Regions from separate parts of the Homo sapiens genome. Here region 1 is linked to region 2. The links are chromatin contacts, found by Hi-C or POLR2A ChIA-PET in ENCODE. All regions are on one chromosome and are shown on one strand. The core of a region is the stretch at or near the end of the contact, and the rest is flanking DNA. Distances in the headings are between cores, read along the strand shown. Region 1 has its middle 41 kb from the start of LINC02943. Region 2 holds the start of LINC02940 (long intergenic non-protein coding RNA 2940).

Region 1 (3,553 bases), core at 365-2,864, 110 kb before region 2:
CTTTGCTTTGGCTTTGGCTTTAGGAGGGGCAGGAACTTCTTTCTTCGCTTTCAGCACTGTCTTGTGAAAAGGGTCAGCATTTCTTAAACAACAAATAGGGCAACAATCTAGAAAGCATTTGGCAAAAAAAACAAAACAAAACAAAAAAAAAACAATGAATATATATAATCACTAATTTGTAGGGAATGTGCTTCTGTGATGTCTAGTAGAATCCAGGCACTATGAAGGAAATGTGAATACATCTGTGCTGGGTAGCGAGTAGTTCCATAAACAATTTTCACAGCTAATGTTGATTATTGTAGATCATCTGGCTAGTTCATTTTGATTAAATTATCTATTTAGAGACAAGGAAGGATAAACAAGACATTGCCTTTAGGGAAGAAAAGAATGAGTAGAAATGTATTTTTATCCCTTTGAGTGATCCAGCATAAGAACTTTGGATTTCAGTGCACTCACAGGTCCATGGGGGAACAGTCATTAGGTAGTAAGTGGTGTTCGCTGGAGAATGGAACAGCTTCCCAGGCTGGGAAAAAGATGCATCTAAAGCCCAGGAAGTGCATGGTCTCACTCTGCCGTTTTCATTAGGCAGCTTTGTTCTTTTAAAATGCAAGATAAATGCATCTGCCTTAGAACTGAATTCTCCTGTAATAGAATTTTTTAATTCTAAATCTTTAGCTGAAATGCCCAATTATTTAAAATAAGTAATAATTTACACCCACTCTTCCGCCATTGAGAACTTAAGGCACAATATCTTGGCTTCATTGCTATTGCCGTTTGGAGCCGGATGCTCCTTCACGTGGGGCTGCCCAATGCACCGTAGGATGCTGCACAGAACCCCTGGCCTCTACCCACCAGCTGCCAGTACATCCTCTTCCCCGGGTATGCCAAGCAAAAATGTCTCCAGATATTGCCAAATGTCCCCAGGGGACAAAATCATCCCTGGCTAAGAACCGCTGCTTCAGAGGGTGGGGACCGAGAGGGGGCAGGATGGAGGGAGCCATCCACACTTGCGATGCTGCTGGGCCTGGGAGCAACATGAGCTCCCAGCTTCCTCCAGCCCTTTCCCTGCAAGGGGGAATGGCCCAGCTGAGGGGCTGGGATTTTCAGGGGCCTTATTTCAGTGAGCTGGGGTGGGCAGGAGTTTTATATGCACATATATGTTGGGTATAGATCAGGAGTGTGACTGCTGTGCCGAGGGGCTGCACATGCTCAACTCAAATAGATATTGCCAGATAGTTTCCAGAAGTGATTGACCAGTTTGCACTCTGAGTAGAGTGGCAAAATTGCGAGGGGATACTGAGCACTTCCAGGTCTTGGGGACCTGGCCAGCAGCTCGGACAGGCAGCCCCAATCTCTCAAGTCCTCATAAGAAATATGAGTGCCTTCTTTGGACATTACAGGCTCATGGGACCACCTCCTGTTTCATGAGGCCAGTGGCTGGGCCTGTCTTTTCACTCAGAATTGAGAAATCATGCAACAGAGGAGCCTCTAGGTGGCACTGAATTCTGAGGCTTAGAGGACTTGGGCCTTTCCTATCCATGCTGCGAGTTCATTGTGACCTGATGCTGGCCTGGTTGGCCAGCTGAGCCCTGCCCTGCACCTGGGCTCAGAAATGCTGCGGGAGGGGTCTCAGCGGGTGGTGAAAGGCTCTTTCCTGACAAATGCATGTGTGTGTGTGTGTGTGTGTGTCAGTGTGGTGTGTGTGTCTGGTGTGTATGGCCTATGTGTGTTCATACATTTGTGCTGTGTGGGTGTGTGGCATGCATGTGTGTGAGTACATGTGTGCTGTGTGGGTGTGTGGCATACATGTGTGAATACATGTGTGCTGTGTGGGTGTATGGCATGCATGTGTGTGAGTACATGTGTGTTGCGTGGGTGTGTGTGTGACATGCATGTGTGTGAGTACATGTGTGTTGTGTGGGTGTGTGACATGCATGTGTGTGAGTACATGTGTGTTGGGGATGGGTGGGGAGGGGAGGGCTTGCTGAGCTCCTGAAAAAGTTTTGGTCCCTGCTGGAGATTAGGAAGTCAAGCAGAAATTTTTTAGAAGACAACAGTTTACCTGCAGGACACACACACACAAATTAATTTTTTCAAGTACAAAATTCAAAGCCACAAAAAGTTACACAGTGTAAAAGCAAGTGACCCTTCCGTCCTGCCGCAGCCTCTATTTGTCCCTTTTCTACAGTGAAAATAGTGTAAGCACAGTGAAACAGAATATATATAACATATCATCTATCTCTATAATCACTATATAAAATTAATGTATACATATCAAATACAAATTTGTATATATTTGAATATATTATGTATATTATATATATATCATTTTCTTTGGTATGTGGTGAGTGACAGCGTCTTATCTGGGCCCTCAGGAGTGATATTTGCTGCCTGGGCTCCTGTTGGTCTGCAGGCCCTTATGCTACAGAGTAGGCAGTAGCAGTGGCAGGACAAGTGGGAGGAGGGAGGTTCTGGAAGGAGAAGGTCCCTCACCCCCATACACACTTAGATGCACTGATGTGCATGCGTGCACACGTGCAAACACACACACACACACACACACTTGATCCTTTGGTGTTTATTCTACGATTGGTTATTAACAGATTTGGGTGGATTCCTTAAAAGGAATTCCTTTATAGAGTTAGGAGTCTCTATTTAGAGCTCTGTGTACATGCAGGATGTGAGTTGAACAAGCTCTCCCAGGAGCACAGATCTGGAGTGTGTGTGTTTTAAAAGCTCGGCTGCTATTTTTGGGAACGATGCTGGGGAAAGCGATCTTCGCAGGGAAGGGCAAGAGAGAAACTCCTCCTCTACTCCACTTCTTTGTTGACCACAACACTGAAGTGTTGCTAGCAGCATCCCTTGTGCAGTTCTTGGAGGTATATCACATCTTTTTGGCTGTAACTTTAGAGGAGTCTTAGGTTTCTCCAGCATCTTCAGTTTTGACAGATGGGCTGACTGGAGTTCATTAAAAAATGTCCATGTGTGTTCAATTTGCTGGAAACACGTTGGTTCTATTTTCTTAAAATGGGACACGTAAGAGTATTTGAAGATGGTTCAGGTCTCTTCCCATCCACGGTGAGACCTCCTGCTGGGGGGCTGCACTCCCAGCCTTTCTCCAGCTTCTGTCACTGTCTCCAATGAGACTGATACCCCTAAGGACCTCTCAGATGTGTGACTTTCAGATGTAGTGTTGCTTGAAGAGATGTCTGGGGGTCTCAGGAGCCCCTCAAACTCAGTGGTACATCAAAGCCAAGGGGGACCTGTTTCTGGTGGGATGGTGGTTGTATTTGAGGCCTGCAGAGCTGGGAGAGGGGCTTGACTCTGAGCTCCTCCACTTAAAAGCTTGAAGCTCTGGGAAACTCACTGACCCACCTTAAGCCACTCAGTCCTATCCCTGACTATCATTTTATTAAAGTCTATCTCTCCCTTTAGATCTAATAATATTTGCCTTATATATCTGGTGGTCCAGTGTTGGATGCATATATGTTTAGAATTGTTATATCTTCTTGCTGAATTGATCCCTTTATCATTATATAATGACCTTCTTTGT
Region 2 (3,438 bases), core at 720-3,219:
GGTGTAGTGGGAAAATGTTGTTGGTGGGCAAAGGTCTCTCCACATTGCCCATCCTTGGGGTGGGGGGTGGGTTTCAGTTTGGGCTCATGATGTCTGGTTGCTGTTTTGTTTAGGGTGTGGGAGTCAAATGCTGGAGGGTGGCGTTTGCAGATGGTGCGAACCTTTCACCTCTGAGTTGAAGGGAAGAGGGAAGCAGCTGCCCTGGCAGCAGGAAACAGAGTCCGGCCTCGAGCTGACACCTCCAGCTGGCCGGGGAGGAAGTCACCAGGCAGTTGCTATGTCTTTGATGTTGGGGCTGCCTTTTCTCCTCTCGCTGACCACCAGACAGCTGGGTGGGCTGAGAAGGAGGTGCCCGGCACACACGTCTGTTTCCTGGAAAGCTGTGGCCACAAAGGTCACTCCATGGACTCTGAGCAGGGGCCACAGGGGCTTCTGGATGGAGACCTGGGATTTGGCCACACATTGCATCCCCAGACTTTGCTGGATATTCCCAACCGCTCTGAGTGAATTCCAGGGAGGCATCCCCTGAAGCAGGAGTCCCACCCCGCTGACATGCTTGACAATTCACCACAAACCCAAGTACAGGTGACCCAGGAGAAGAAGGCTGCCGAGCGAATGTCCTGCATGCATTTAAAGAGTTAATAAGGGAGGGCCAAGGAGCCTGATTTAAAACAGAATAGGAAAGTCTTTTAAAATATCTTTTTTTAAAAAAAGTAAAATACCTTTAAAAATCTTTAAAACATGTATCTTTTTCTTATTATAAAAGATTAAATGTTTGTTGTAGAAAATCTGGAAATGACAAAAAAGTATAGAAAACATGAAAATTCATCTTGAATCACCCAAGAAACTGCGAACCCGTGTTAACATTATGATCTACTCTTGATACACACAAACACACACCAGCACGGGTATTTTCACACTCGACCAAGACCGTCCTACAAATACAACACTTATCTTTCTTAATTTCTCTTAAAATTCCATAACAAGCATTTTCCCATGTCTTCAAAACATGAATTTTTACAACTACCTATCATTCTTTGCAACGGCTAAGCAATTTATTTAACAACCTCCTTATAGGTTATGTATAGCACTTAATTTAAACCAATTAAAATGTACAAGTGTGCCTTATGGAATAGAATAAGAAACCTGCCACCCTGAGCCTCCATTTTCCCCATCTCGAAAGTGGGAGAACTCTGCCTCAGCTCAGGTGGCTGGTGTGCTCTTTAATTAAGATTTAGGAAAGGCCTTGCCATTTGTGGGTGAAGGATTGCTACCTCAGTCAAAGGTTTGGCGTAGTCATCCTTAATTATTATGATGTGCTCATTATGGGCAATTAGCACATTGCAGGACAACAGAGAGGAATTTATTTGGGAGTTGATCTGTGTTGTTGTCCTGGGTGAGCCAGGGTGCTGGAGGTTCAGGAGGCCTGTGGTTGGCTCCTGACTGCAGAGACAAAAATCAGCCAGCAGCATCCAGGCCTCAGTGGGCTGAGATAATCGCTGATGCCAGGCTGATCCTGAGGGTGGGAAGGAGAAATGCCACCTGGTAGGGCAGGGAAAGTGGGTCTTTCATGGGTGCCAAGTGCCAGCTCTCCATTTTCCTTTGCCTTCCTGATTTTAATCTTCTGGAATACATATACAATTCACCAGGATTTCTGTCTTCATATTGGTTCATTGAGTGTTTGTACAGATTGTCTTAATGGCCCATGAGCTATGGTGTTTGTCTTTGGACTCTCCAGAAGTTTTCACATGTGACTTTTTTTTTTTCCTTTGAGACGGGATTTCACTGTATGACCCAGGCTAGAGTGCAGTGGTGTGATCACAGCTCACTGCAGCCTCGACCTCCTGTGCTCAAGCAATCCTCCTGTCTCAGCCTCCTGAGTAGCTGGAACCACAGGAGCACACCACCATGCTTGGCTAATTTTTGTATTTTTTTGTAGAGATGGGGCCTTGCCGTGTTGCCCAAGCTGGTCTCAAACTCCTAAACTCAAGCGATCCACCCCCGCCTGGGCCTCCCAAAGTGCTGGGATTACAGGTGTGAGTTGCCCCACCCAGCCGTGATTAATTTGGGCTTTCAACACCCTAAAATGGGAGAAGGTGGTAGCATAGAGTGTGTATGACTGATTGTATTTACATTTGTTGCAATTTGAAGAAATGTAGTTAGAAGTCCATCTGCAGAGAGATTATGACCATCGCTTCTGTCTGACCAAGGTCTGTTTTCCTGATCGGTGAGTACAGTTATGTAAAAGGTAAAGGGGTAGACTGTTTGCAGCAGGCACTGTCCTGGAACGTGCAGGCCACGTGGTCACCTTGCATGTGAGAGCAAGGTCTGCAGCTACAGTCCCTGAGGGAATTCTCAATGCTCTAGCACACTTTCTGGAATGTTCAGTGTCTTGCAAATAGCCTAACAGCAATTTCAGAAGCACCCAGAGATGCTTAGGAGCAGTAATGATGATTTGACAGGCTTTATTCCTAACACTCTTTTTTATTTTCATTTTATTTCTTCATTTATTTGAGATGGAATCTCGCTCTGTTGCCTCAGTTGGAGTGCAGTGGTGCGATCTCCGCTCACTGCAGCCTCCACCTCCCAGATTCAAGTGATTCTCCTGCCTCAACCTCCTGAGTAGCTGGGATTACAGGCACCCACCACCACGCCTAGCTAATTTTTTTGTATTTTTAGTAGAGACAGGGTTTCGCCATATTGTCCAGACTGATCTCGAACTCCTGGGCTCAAGCGAGCCACCTGTCTCCGTCTCCCAAAGTGCTGGGGTTACAGGCATGAGCCACCCTGCCTGGCCCCTAACACTTTTGATTGTGGAGGTACAGGGTAGTGGGGGAAGAATTGTTTAGTGCATTCTTGAGTAACCCCTAGTTCTCAGCTAGTCTGGGGAAAGATTCACATCCAGAAAGCTGAGGGTTCAGATTATTGACTGGTCCAGATGTAGGCTGCAGAAGATAGCTGGGGAGGCATCCCCCATAGACAATTTCCATGGCATCCAGGAATGGCTCGTTCCAAGGCTGGGATGACCCACTGAGTTATTGTCAGACTTTGGAAAAAAATGAATTGGGATGGCTTCAAACCCTCCAGGAAAAAAGGGAGGGGAAGATGCAGGGCATCCCACATCATCCCACATCCTCCTTCTTGATCGAGATAAAATATTTGAACGCTTGACCGCATTGCACAGTTTTAACTGGTCTAAGTGCTTCTGCAGATTTTGAGCTGAATGATACAAGCACAGCGCTACTCAGATTTGAAATACTGAGATCTTTTCTATTTCTCACCTCTAGGCTTTGTGAATACATGCGAGCATGCCTTCATTTTACTAAAACATCTCAGATTGAGATGTTGAATGCACCATAGTTATTATTATTTATTTAATCTCTGGAGATGGTGGGCTAACAGAACACTCAAATCTTACAGGAGTTTCTCATCTCATTT

Evidence for each region. A loop is a pair of places that touch in the nucleus more often than their neighbours do. ChIA-PET counts read pairs that join two places held with the same protein, here RNA polymerase II (POLR2A). Pooled maps may share reads with other maps.
Region 1: a loop to region 2 is called in a map of PC-9, with 4 times the contacts of the local background. The contact joins the enhancer-like site here to the promoter of LINC02940 in region 2. A Hi-C loop is called at or near these places in 8 of 168 maps with a recorded cell type or tissue (HepG2, MCF 10A, PC-3 and 5 more), 1 of 37 single-sample maps with no recorded cell type and 8 of 50 pooled maps. POLR2A ChIA-PET finds 5 or more read pairs at or near these places in 2 of 52 experiments (AG04450 and PC-9).

Annotation. Positions count from the first base shown.
Region 1 is chr21:39,124,077-39,127,629 of GRCh38, reverse strand. It overlaps the pseudogene RPL23AP12. Among named protein-coding and RNA genes, the nearest start is that of LINC02943, 41 kb to the right of the region's middle. RefSeq lists a silencer at 1,548-1,607. Within about 2 kb of position 1,614, at least 6 of the 41 ENCODE cell types and tissues checked have a DNase peak (open chromatin) inside an H3K27ac peak, as active enhancers do.
Region 2 is chr21:39,017,787-39,021,224 of GRCh38, reverse strand. LINC02940 (long intergenic non-protein coding RNA 2940) reads left to right here and starts at 1,969. Exons shown (of 7, transcript XR_007067867.1): 1 at 1,969-2,227.